Regions from separate parts of the Mus musculus genome. Here all the other regions are linked to region 3. Evidence: chromatin contacts called from ENCODE Hi-C or POLR2A ChIA-PET data. All regions are on one chromosome and are shown on one strand. Each heading gives the region's core, a stretch centred on a gene start or an enhancer-like site at or near the end of the contact. The rest is flanking DNA. Distances are from core to core; before and after follow the strand shown. Region 1 holds the start of Golph3l (golgi phosphoprotein 3-like). Region 2 holds the start of Mcl1 (myeloid cell leukemia sequence 1). Region 3 holds the start of Ensa (endosulfine alpha).

Region 1 (4,098 bases), core at 1,039-3,538, 36 kb after region 3:
ACTTTCTCTTACCTTTCAACAAGTTCTGAGCATTGAAGTCAGGTTGCTTAGCCTGTATAGCAATTGGCTTTACCCACCCATTGAACCATCTCTCCATGTCTATGTTTTAATATTTTTTTCCTTTTAATTTATGTTGTATACATGAGTTTTTTGCCTGCATGTGTGTCTGTGTACCCACATGTCGTGCTTGGTGCCTGAGCAAGTGTGAGTCTCCATGTGGGTGCTGGGAATCAAATCCAGGTACTTTGCATAAACAAGTGCTATTAACCATTGAGCCAACCCTCCAGACCAGTATTTTCTTTCTTTCTTTTATTTTGTTACCATAACAACTCATTTCCAAGTATGGCAATTTAGCATTCTATCTGGTTATTTTGTGAAAACACAAATAACTTCAATAACAACAAAAGCCCAGCAAGAATGTTAAAAGATTATCAAATTTGCAAAAGAAAATGGGGCTAGGGCTGGAGAGATGGCTCAGTGGTTAAGAGCACTGACTGCTCTTCCAGAAGTCCTGAGTTCAATTCCCAGCAATCACATGGTGGCTGACAACCATCTGTAATGGGATCTGATGCCCTCTTCTGGTGTGACTTCTTCAGACAGTGTACTCATATACATGAAATAAATAGAATGTCTTTTTTTTTTTAAGTATAGAATAGGGTTTATTAAGGGCATGGGGAGGGGAGTTACGAGGGTAGTAGAGGCAGAGAAAGAGAGTAGAGAAGTAGAGGAGTCATGAGCACGTGGAGAGAGAGGTGGGACGGGAATGGGGAGAGAAAGGGGAAGGGAAGCAGGGAAAGAGCAAGGGAGGAGCAAGAGACCAAGAGGGCAAGAACTAAAATAAGTCTTTTTAAAGAAAGAATTCATTCAAAAAAGAAAAAGAAAAAGGGGCTAGAATATGGCTCAGTGTTACAGTTACAGCATAGTGTTATTTAGCATATATAAGGTCCTAAGTACCATTCCCATAAATGGGGGAAAAAAAATCTGAGCACACACCCTTTTATACTAAGCATTACACTTGTCTAAGTCATCTGTGATAAAGCTTAAAGTTAGCACAGTTCATACAAATGTAAATGTATTTTATTTTTCGTTTGTTTAGAACGAAACAAAACAGGGTTGCTCTGTGTAAATGTCCTAGCTATCTTGGAATTCATTATGTAGACCAGGCTGGCCTTGAACTTAGAGATCCACCTGCCTCTGCTCCCCAAGTGCTGGAATTAGAGGTGTGTCACCACTGCCTGGTATAAATGTCAATTTTTATGATTAAAAGCAAGTCAAAAACTATCAGCAATTATATATCTTTGAGGTCAAAAGAATAATATTTAAAATGTGCTATGGTTGTGCCTAGTTCAACAATTTTATCTTGCTTTCTTTCTGCCTCTGATCCTTGTGATCTTGGAGTTTTCTTCCTTTTCCTTTCCTCCCTAAATACTGTCTGTCCAGTCTTTGAAGGCCTACTAAAGACAAGTGAGGCCTTAAGGTGAATTCTATCTCTCCACTATGCATATATTAAACACTTAGAAATGGATTTTTCTTCAGTTGTATGTAAACAGAAATTTATACTTAAGCCCTTTAAAATGTTTATTATAGTCCCTCTTTTGTTATGGCTGTCTGTTACATTAAACTTCTCCAGGGCTGAAATATTGTCATCTTTTAATTTTTATATTCTCCATAGCAACTAGCACAATATCTTTAACGTTTTAACTGCTCAAATAAATATATACTCATTAAACAGCACCAGAAATACACACCAAGAGTCTTACAAACAATTCTTCATACAAGCGTATATTTCAAATATAATTTTCAGGGGAAGTAAGAAGAGTGAAGGAACAGAACACAGAACAATGCCTTAGGGTGCCAATTCCATTTGGCATTATTTCCAAACCCAATCCAAGAAACTTTAACACCCCGGGGAGAATGGGGGCAATTTTCTTTGAGGAATTCATCATTTCCCTGTGGCCACTTATTAGTTAAAATACCCTACTTGAAAACATGATGAGCAACAACAAATAAGTAAAAACCACCCTTTCTCTCTAAAGTAAAATACTGACCAGCTCTGTTGGATGTTAAGAAGTGTTATATTTGCTCACCTGACGTTGCTCCTGAGCTGCAGTGGGACGTAGGCTGCAGTTCGCGCTCTCGTTTTGGAGGGCACCTGTTTCCCGTACCCTAGGCGGGTTCCAGTAGGTGAAAAACTTCTCAGCCACACAGAGAGTACAAACTTCCTGATCCTTCGTTGCAGAGAGGGAATAACACATCAGCTTCCTCAGGATCACTAGGCAACCTACCTTGGTGTTTCTTCATTGGGCCAATCAGAAACCCCCAAGTTTGACTCTAGCCAATCGGAGCTTACGAGGGGAGGTCCTCCGGGCTATTGTGTTGCGATCCAGACAAACATCACCAAAAGGAGGCAGGTTTGGGTTCAACCTGACAGCTGGTCTGTCCAATGAAGGAACCTCGGTGGCTGCGAGGAAAAGGCTGCATCCCACCCCGATGAAATTACCCAATCAAAGTATTCTGTGAGATAGCACAGTGCTGCCAATCACGAAAGGATTCTGTTGGCCAATTTCAGTGTAGCAGGTGTTTTTCTGTAGCTGTCTGTATTGGCACTGCTGGTTAAGAAATGTTGGCATCCAAGCAATAAGGCTAAGAGTAAACTCTGAGCTTAACTTTGCCTCTAGAAAAACGTAATCTGACTCGGTTTGTGCTGTTTATACTGAACAGCATGGGTACTATTACACACATAACAGCTCTAGAGGGATGTTATCCCACTTTGATAATCCTGTAGCTACTGTACAGTTTGGAATATGGCTGCTAAAATTACAAGACGGAAACAGATCAAGTTTTTAGGTCTTCCTTTTCTGAAGCAAAGGAAGCAAATAGCTTGGGTGGGGCTAGGTTCCAGGTCTCTCAGCAAAACAATTGTTCACACTACCACTCAAAAGTTCTAAAATGTGTCCACCTCGCGAAAGATATACTTACTTAAATTCTCTCAAAATTAATAGCTGAACACTTTCTGTTAATTAAATAACTAGAAGCCCTGAAAGACCCTGCACACTGAGCATCTTAGTCATGGTATTAAGATGCCGGTCTTTTTTTTATTGGCCATTGCTTTTATCATTTTTGCTCTAAATACATATTTAAAAGTTGTTAATAGGGCTGGTGAGATGGCTCAGCGGTTAAGAGTGCCGACTGCTCTTCCAAAGGTCATGAGTTCAAATCCCAGCAACCACATGGTGGCTCATAACCATCTGTAATGAAATCTGATGCCCTCTTCTGGTGTGTCTGAAGACAGCTACAGTGTACTTACATATAATAAATAAATAAATATTAAAAAAAAAAAGTTGTTAATAACACACTATATCAAAATAGCAAACATTGTTTTAATAGCACCAAGTAAATGGTACAGTTTTAACATAAGTAAAAAGTGTATCCTTACAGAATTTTAAAGTCAGAATAAACACTTCAAAAATGGTTTTAGAGGGCCTTAAAACTTAACACATTTAAAAAAAAAGCTTTCTTTAAAATAGAAGGCAGGTTGTATTCAGTGGATATGAGCAGAATCAATGACATTTGTATTTTTGTTTAGTCAAAAGTTCCCTTGGATTTATCTCAGGTAAACACAATATAATAGCTAAAACTTTTATTAGTTTAATAACTATGAACTACAAAATAATTTTCAGAGGTACAGAAGGCACACCTTCAAATAATACAGCATATTAGTTTAAATGTTGAGAACTGCAAATTTGCATAAGAAAAATAATTTTTAGGTATGTTCCTTTGGTTCACTAACTCTCCTTTTCTTCAGCACTGACTCTTGACTAGATTCCAAGACGTGAAGGACCTGTTAAAAGAAAACAACTACGTAAGAGACTTTAATTTTTTGGGGGTGGGGTTCAAGACAGGGTTTCTCTATATAGCCCTGGCTGTCCTGGAACTCACTTTGTAGACCAGGCTGGCCTCGAACTCAAAAATCCGCCTGCCTCTGCCTCCCAAGTGCTGGGATTAAAGGCGTGAGCCACCACGCTCGGTGAGACTTTAATTTTTTTACAGTTTAAAATTAAAAAAAATGTGTGTATATGTTTGTTTCCCTGTGTGTGG
Region 2 (3,895 bases), core at 297-2,796, 34 kb before region 3:
TGCTCTGAAGATTATCCAACTGAATTAGAAGTACAACCTACAGAATACAAGACCTTTTGGTACAATTCAAGACCGTCATAATGAGTTTTTCTCTGGACCTACCACCTACAACGACCAACATCATGCAACAAGAGATACATAAATTAAATCTGAAACCGGAGAGAAACTTTGTAAAAACCCTCTAGGTGCCTTCTCCTTCACAAAATCCTGCACCCCATTTCCACTCCACGGTCCCTTTATATCACAAGACGAACTTACCCAGCCTCTTTGTTTGACAAGCCAGTCCCGTTTCGTCCTTACAAGAACATCTGTGATAGTTTCTGCTAATGGTTCGATGAAGCTTTCTTGGTTTACGCTCTTTAAGTGTTTGGCCACAAAGGCACCGAAAGAAATAAGAGTCACAATCCTGCCCCAGTTTGTTACGCCATCTTTGAAAACATGGACCATTACTCGAGAAAAAGATTTAACATCGCCTTCGTTTTTAATGTCCAGTTTCCGGAGCATGCCTGAGAAGAAAAGCAAGAAACCTCATGGCCTCCTTTGTCTGCAGCGGGGCACTACCCTTCTGCCCACCCACGACGAGGGGACCGTGCTCTCCCGGCTCTAGAGCAGTCAGGCAGACCCCACGCCGACAGTGACATCCCACCCTTTCCGGTCTTTGAACCCAACAGCCAGATGGGCGGAAACAATGACTCACAGCCAGAAAATTCTGGTTGCAGAGCCAGGCTCCGGCTCTTCCCTCTTCCCGCACGGCCCGGCCCGGCCCGGGCGCCGCTTACCCTGGAAGGCCGTCTCGTGGTTGCGCTGCACGCCGTCGCCCACGCGCCGCAGGGTCTCCAGCGCTCTCCGGCCCGCCGCGCCCGCCTCGCCCAGAGGCTTCGAGTCCTTGGAGCCGGTCGCCTGCTCCCGCAAGTAGCGCGAGATGATCTCCAGCGACTGGCGGTATAGGTCGTCCTCTTCCTCCTCGGGCGGCGGCGGCGTGGAGGGCAGAGAGCCGTCGGCCCCGGAGCTCTTGGCCGCCTCGCTCACGCGCTCCAGGAGGGGCAGCACGGCCGGGCGCTTGCCGATGGCCTCCGGCTCGCAGCCGTCCAGTTCCTCCTCCGGAGACACGATGGCGGCGGCGGCCGACGCGGCCATCTCCTCGGGCGGCACGGCGAGGAGGCCGGGCGACTTATGCAGCCGCCTTTCGGCCGACGCGGTGACGTCGGGGTCCTCGGCGCCCACGGGCGGCGGCCGGGCGACCACCCGCGCGCCGGGCAGCAGGGCGGCCTCCCCTCCCCCCTCGCGCCGCGCCTTGGCCTCCTCGGCCACCAGGCGCGCCCCTGCCGGAGAACCGCCGCCCGCGCCGAGGCTGGCGCCGCCGCAGTACAGGTTCAAGCCGATGACCGCGTTTCTCCGCAGGCCAAACATGGTCGGACGCCGCAGGCTGAGGGGAAGGAGCGGGGAAGGCCGCGACTCCAGACCGGAGGCAGGCGGAAGTCAGGAGTGAGGAAGGCCGTTCCCTGCCGCCGCCTTAGGGCCGTGCTGACGCAGGCGAGGACTTCCCGTAAAAGGGGAAAGGGGCGGGCGTTTCCGGAGGGCTGGCCCGGCCACTCCGCGCCTCTTCCGGCCGGAGCGCTCTCGCGGCTTCCGCGGCTACGGTTGGCGGAGCGCGGTACCTGGCCTTGGCTCGCGGACGGATTGTGCTTTTTTGTCCGGTACAACTCTCAGCCCGGCTGGCCAAGTGCTTGGCTTCCCGGGGAATGGTTCCTGCTCGGGAACGCCTGCTGATCTGTGTCGGTTTTTGAATTTCAAGCTGCCCTGGAACTCTGCATAGCCCAGGCTGGTCCTAACGTTAGGCAGTCCTGCCTTAGCCTTTCTCGTTGCACTACCTGCTGTGTTTTTATAACATACCAGTCTTAAACACTTTTTTGTTTGTGTGTATTTGTGGTTGTGTGCCTGCCTCCAGGTGGGTGCTGGGAGTTAAACCCTGGAAGAGCAAACCAGGGAGGGCATCTCCAGTCTCATACACAAAGGAATATTAACCATTGATTTGCTTAAAAGTTAGGGGGAGTCCTGCTCTGTCATTTTTCTACTGTGAGCCCTCACTCCCTGTGTTCCAAAATGACTTTCCGTTCCGGTTTTTTTTGTTTTTTGTTTTTTGTTTTTGTTTTTTTGTTTTTCGAGACAGGGTTTCTCTGTGTAGCCCTGGCTGCACTGGAACTCACTCTGTAGATCAGGCTGGCCTCAAACTCAGAAATCCTCCTGCCTCTGCCTCCCGAGTGCTGGAATTAAAGGCGTGCCCCACACTGCCTGGCCAAAATGACTTTTCATGGACAGCTATTAAGGGGTTATTTATGTGGAGCCTGTGAAAGATTCAACTGGTGAAAGGCTCCTGAAACCCAGCCCTAAAGACCTGAGTTCAATACACAGAACCCACCTAACAATGAAGGAGTGAGACCACTTTCCAGAGTTGACCTCTGGCTGCCAGAAGAGCCTAGCTCCCTACCCTATCCCCAAACAGTAAAAGTCTAAAATATGAGCCATTTATGGTGGCTAGGCCTATAGCTCAATTGGCAGAAGAGCTTGCCCAGGCCTGGGGAGGCAGAGGCAAGAGACTCAATTTAAAACTCATTTTTGGCTACATGATGAGCCTGCTGTCTAAAATGAACAAAGGATGGTTACGGGAGTAACTCAGTTGGTAGAGAATTTGCCTACCCTTGTAGAAGTCCTGGGTTGATCCCCAGCACCATATAAAACGGTGAAGATCTTTGGTGGACTGGTTAGACTTAATATCAACTTGACACAAGCTGGAATTCCATGGACTGGCGGTCCTGGGTTCTGTAAGAAAACAGGCTGAGCAAGCCATGGGAAACAAGCCAGTTAGCAGCTCCTGCCCATGGCCTCTGCCTCTAGGTTCCTGCCCCGTTTGAGTTCCTGTCCTGATGTCCTTCAGTGATGAACAGTAATGTGGAAGCAAGCTAAGCCCAATGAACCCTTTTCTCCCAAGCTGCTTTTGGTTGTGGTGCTTTGCCATAGCAACAGAGACCCAAACTAAGACACTTGGTCTACATAGGAAGCGCCCATCAGCCAGGGTTAAAAGGTTGAGACCCTGTCTCAAACCAGATAGATAGATAGATAGATAGATAGATAGATAAGTAAGTGGCAAGCTGGAAATGTGGCTTACTTGGAGAATGCTTGCCTAACATAAAACCTTGGGTTTAAAACCCTGTAAATTGGCTGCATACCTTCAGTTCCAGAACTTGGGAGGCTCAAAACAAAAGACATGGGGAGATAGATGATGGTCCAGCAAGTAAAGACAATTGCTGCCAAACCCTGGAACCCATGTGCTGGAAGGGAAAGAAACGGGCTCCTAACCACTGTTCCTGACATCCACATATGCATTAAATCTATACATTTTTGTTTCAGTTTTTAGAGACAGGGTTACTCTGTGTAGCCCCAGCTGCTCTGGAACTTGTTCTGTAGACCAAGCTGGCCTTGAACTCACAGAGATCTGCCTGCTTCTGCCTCCCAAGTATTAGAATTAAAGGCATGCACCACCACTGCCTGATATAAATAGATAAACATTAAACTACAGTAAGTAAGGAGACAGGGAACCATATGATTATTTGTAGGAGAAGATCTAAAATCCTAGTTTATAGGATGTGGCAGGGAGTATGGAGAGAAGCATTTTGCAGTTGTAGTGACTAAAATATTTCTGTAAGGAACTTTTAATCCCAAAACAAGTAACCACAATCTGAGATGGGAGACATATATATATATATATATATATATATATATATATATATATATGAATGACATGTTGTAACCGAGCAGCAGAATTCATTTGTGTTTGATGACCTATAGGAAAGCTTTATGGAAGAGAAAGGTTTGCCCAGGTTGGTCCCCAATTGGA
Region 3 (4,223 bases), core at 659-3,158:
GGGTGTCCCATACCCCTTTCTGGAGTCTCTTCATGAGGAAGTCGGAGCCTCCAGGCTTTTGTCCTAGGCTTGGATATTTGGCCTTTAGCTTTGCCTCCTCAGCTTTCTCAGGGAGAATCCCTTCTTTCTCCTGTGTATCCTGAAGAAAACACGCCAAGTGAAATTAATGGCTGAAAAACAATGACTTCTAATATCTGATAACCTTTGTATTATCAAATTTTCTTAGAGGTCTACCTGTTTGTAATTATGCTATCTACACTCTGTTCTGTTGAGTGTGTGTATTATTTAAGGATTTATTTATTTTATGTGCATGTATTCTGCAGACTCGTATGGCTATGGCTGTGTACCACATGGATGCCCAGTGCCCTGAGTTCAGTCTGGGCCCGGTTTCCTAGACTGAACTGTACATGGTTGTGAGCTACCATGGGCTGGGAACTAAACCCAGGTGCTCTGCAATGAGTGTTCCTAACCAATCTTTCCTGCTCCTCTACTCTTAAAAGCTAGACCTTTGTTCAAATGCCTAAGCTCAAGATAACTGTATCAAGCAAAGAAAAACAAGTTAGTTCTTATATTACACTCAAGGAATCACCCGTGACCTGTGAACACTAGGTTAAAGGTAGTATCTCAACATGATACTTGAACCATAGAGCAAGCCAGAGCTCACTCAGGAAAGATAAAAAAGGAACTACTAGAGTTCCTGGCTGTCCTACAGGTCAGGGGAGCTTTTGTCTGCTGAGAGGCTCCCTCCTCATTCACACTCTAAGAAGCAATATGGTCTCACTGTGGAGGACGCTAGGCATGTGGCTTATTCTAAAGATATTTACCAGAGTAATATACTTGAAAACAGAAATCAACATGCCATTAGTTTTTCTTGTTGTTTTTATTTTTATATTTTCTGAGAGAGGGGTTCTTGGTGTATATTAGGTTGGTCTTGAACTCAGAACTCAAGAGATCTGCCTGCCTCTGCCTTCCAAGTGCTGGGATTAAAGGCGTGCGCCACCATCTCCTGGCTAGTGTATTTTCACTTGACAAACAGGGTCAGAGATAACACTAAGTGTATTTAATGAGTCCCTGAGCTCAGTGTTAAGTAACTCAAATATGGTGTCGAAGAAGGGGTTTGGCACTAGTGTTTTCATAATGCGATGGTGGGTGGACCACATCCCACTGCGGAGAAATTCGAGCGGATCTATAAGTCACTGACGGTGAACAACAAACCATCCCTACCAAACAGGTCTAAGGAAGTTGCCACCTGAACTTACCCCATGGTAATAATTACTCTTTTCCCCTCCCCCAATGCTGGTTCATTTTAAATGTCTTCACTTTGACCTCTATCTTGCTGTGGATGAAGGATGAGCTCCAGTCTGGTATTTATCTTTACTAATCAAACATCTCATTTACAGCTCTGGACCACCATCCAGCCCCCTTTCATTCGCCTCATCTTTCCAAACACCCGCCCACGCCAGAGCTCGCCCAATTATAGAACGGCTTCCATGAACTGAATAGAGGCCTACTGGCCAATAAGAAAGGGGAGCCCACAGATTGACAATCGGCTTGACTAATCGACATCAGGGCACTAGGCCGCGCCGAAATGCAGCCTGCGCGACATTAGTAGTGGCCAACCCCTGTACAGCCTGAGGCAGAGGCGGCCAATCAGCGGCAGCGGGGGCGTATTCCGCCCGCGCGGCCACCCCCGGTCCCCCCTTCTCCTCACCTGCTTCTCCTCGCCGGTCTCCTCCGCAGGGTTTTCTTCTTCTTGTTTCTGGGACATGGCAGAACCGGGACTGTGTAATGCAGGGCCCGGGAAGTCAGCCGGAAAAGGGAAGGGGGAGGGGAAACGGGGACAACCTGAGCTGCTGCTCCGGCTCCTGTCACTATGGTTGCTCAGTCAAAATGGCGGCTCAAGCCCGTGACGTTGAGACCGCCCCCTCCTATGAGAGCCAATGAGAGTGGGCTTGACGGGGCAATGATGTAACGACACACCAATAAGCGTTGGCCGGAGGTGGGCGGATTCTTTAGAGCGACAGGCAAGCTAGAACACCAACCGGGAAAGAGAGTGAGCCACAGAACCAATTAAAAGCCTGCATGGACCTTAGGGGCAGGACAGCAAGCTTTGGTATTTTTGCTTCTTGGGTGGGCTGAAGCTGTGTTCAGTTTATTAGCCAGATCCTGGGCAAGTCGCTGAATGTTGCATCCGAGCCGGGTTAACATAGAAATCCTTTATTCTCTGGTGCAAAGGCTCAAGCCTTGAGCGGTGTTAGAACAAGTTACCCACGACCAAAAATTAAAATTGGAAGACAAACTGATATTCAGCAGTTTTCCAGGACTCAGTGCTAGCTTGTAGGAGACTTGAGTTTTCTTGTAAGGTTTTCATTCACACTTTAGTCCTTATGTAGGCAATTATAACTGTTAATGATGTATTTATAAAAACATAAAGGGAGATATGTTCTATGGAGTTGTGGTGAGTGTTGTGATTATAGAAATATAGAGAAGTATAAGGTTATGTTCTATGGGGGTGTGGTGAGGTATGGGGTAAGGGGGTGCCTCAGGCCCATGCCAAGGCATCCCTGCCCCCTGAGGGACCAGCCACATGACGGTATAGTATAGAATAGAGTTTATTCAGGGTATAGGGAGGGGAGTTAAGAGAGAGGGTAGTAGTGAACCGGGCATGGTGGAATCCCAGCACCCAGGAGGCAGAGGCAGGCGGATTTCTGAGTTCGAGGCCAGCCTGGTCTACAGAGTGAGTTCCAGGACAGCCAGGGTTATACAGAGAAACCCTGTCTCGAAAACAAACAAACAAACAAACAAACAAACAAACCAGAGAGAGAGAGAGAGAGAGAGAGAGAGAGAGAGAGAGAGAGAGAGAGAAGGTAGTAGAGGCAGAGAAAGGCAGAGAGAGGGAGAAAGTAGCCCATGGCCACATGGAGAGAAAGGAGAAGGGAATGGGGAGAGAGGGGGAAGAGGGGGAACTAAAGGGTAAGAGGCAAAAGTAAGAGAGAGAGGAGGGGGCAAGCAGCCCCTTTTATAGTGGGCCAGGCCTACCAGGCTGTTGCTAGGTAACTGTGGGGGGTGGAGTCCAGACAGAATACCAACAGTGAGGTATGGGAGAAGGGGGTACCTCAGCAGGCCCATGCTAAGGCATCCCTGCCCCCTGAGGGACCAGCCACAGGACTATAGAATAGAGTATATTCAGGGCATGGGGAGGGGAGTCAAGAGAGAGGGTAGTAGAGGTAGAGAAAGGCAGAGAGAGTAGAGAATTATAAAAGTAGAGGCAGCCGTGAGCACGTGGGAAAGGGGGGAAAGGAATGGGGAAGGACAAGGAGACAGAGGGAAGAGCAAGAGACCAAGAGGGCAAGAGACCTAGAGGGGCAAACAGCACCTTTTATAGTGGGTCAGGCCTTCCTGGCTGTTGCCAGGTAACTGTGGGGTGGAGCTTAGACAGGATGCTAACAGTTAAGGGTCACTCTGTGGAGACATAATTTCTTGAGTTTAAGATGGTAGTTCTAGGCACATGGTAAACATTTAACACATATTAAATACCAGCTAATGTAAACAAAGCCATAGTTCAATAATAGTTCTTAACCTGTGTGATGGTTCCTGTCTATAATACTCCCACAAAGGACGCTGAAACAGTATCTCGAGTGTGAAGCAAACCAAGACTACACAGTGCAACCCTGTCTCAAAAACGAAAGGCAACCAAAGAAATAGAGTAGTTCTTGAGCATCTATCAAGTAGATAGGACTGTATTACTTTTATATGAATACACACATAGGGCAGCCTCCGCCTTTCAAATTAAGCCATTATCTCATCATCTCCTCCTCCTCCTGTTCCTCCTCTTCCTCCTCCTCCTCCTCCTCCTCCTCCTCCTCCTCCTCTCCTTTTTGGTTTTTCCATGTAACAGTTTTGGCTGTTGCTGGAACTTACTCTGTAGACCAGACTGACCTCACAATCATGGAGATCTGCTTGCCTCTGCCTCCCAAATACTGGGTGGGGTTCAAGTCTTTTTTAAAAAAGATTTATTTTATGTATATGAGTACACTGTACCTGTTCTGATTGTTGTGAGCTTTTTTTTTTTTTTTCTTTAAAGTTTATTCAATACAACATAAACTCCAACTTCACTGAGGTGGCTGACCACGTCCACGACCAAAGCCGCCTCTAAACTGGAACTCAGTGGCCGAGCCAGCCCCAGCCTCAGTTTTCTTGTCAGCTCCAGGGGGCACAGCGCT

What was found. Hi-C counts contacts between places; a loop is a spot of excess contacts on that map. ChIA-PET counts read pairs that join two places held with the same protein, here RNA polymerase II (POLR2A).
Region 1: a loop to region 3 is called in a map of heart, with 4 times the contacts of the local background. The contact joins the promoter of Golph3l here to the promoter of Ensa in region 3. A Hi-C loop is called at or near these places in 1 of 37 maps with a recorded cell type or tissue (heart). POLR2A ChIA-PET finds 5 or more read pairs at or near these places in 4 of 5 experiments (Patski and embryonic stem cell).
Region 2: a map of heart shows a loop between it and region 3 (2.7-fold over the local background). The contact joins the promoter of Mcl1 here to the promoter of Ensa in region 3. A Hi-C loop is called at or near these places in 4 of 37 maps with a recorded cell type or tissue (heart and left cerebral cortex). POLR2A ChIA-PET finds 5 or more read pairs at or near these places in 5 of 5 experiments (Patski and embryonic stem cell).

Annotation. Positions count from the first base shown.
Region 1 is chr3:95,587,124-95,591,221 of GRCm38, reverse strand. Golph3l (golgi phosphoprotein 3-like) reads right to left here and starts at 2,288. Exons shown (of 5, transcript NM_146133.3): 1 at 2,088-2,288. The coding sequence starts at 2,255. It overlaps Hormad1 (HORMA domain containing 1), which reads right to left. Exons shown (of 15, transcript NM_001289532.1): 15 at 3,362-3,841. The coding sequence ends at 3,764. Gm40097 (a long non-coding RNA gene) reads left to right here and starts at 2,405. Exons shown (of 3, transcript XR_867468.2): 1 at 2,405-2,577; 2 at 3,806-3,862.
Region 2 is chr3:95,656,372-95,660,266 of GRCm38, reverse strand. Mcl1 (myeloid cell leukemia sequence 1) reads right to left here and starts at 1,546. Exons shown (of 3, transcript NM_008562.3): 1 at 780-1,546; 2 at 259-506. The coding sequence starts at 1,410.
Region 3 is chr3:95,622,665-95,626,887 of GRCm38, reverse strand. Ensa (endosulfine alpha) reads right to left here and starts at 1,908. Exons shown (of 4, transcript NM_019561.2): 1 at 1,712-1,908; 2 at 14-139. The coding sequence starts at 1,768. It also overlaps the pseudogene Rps10-ps1.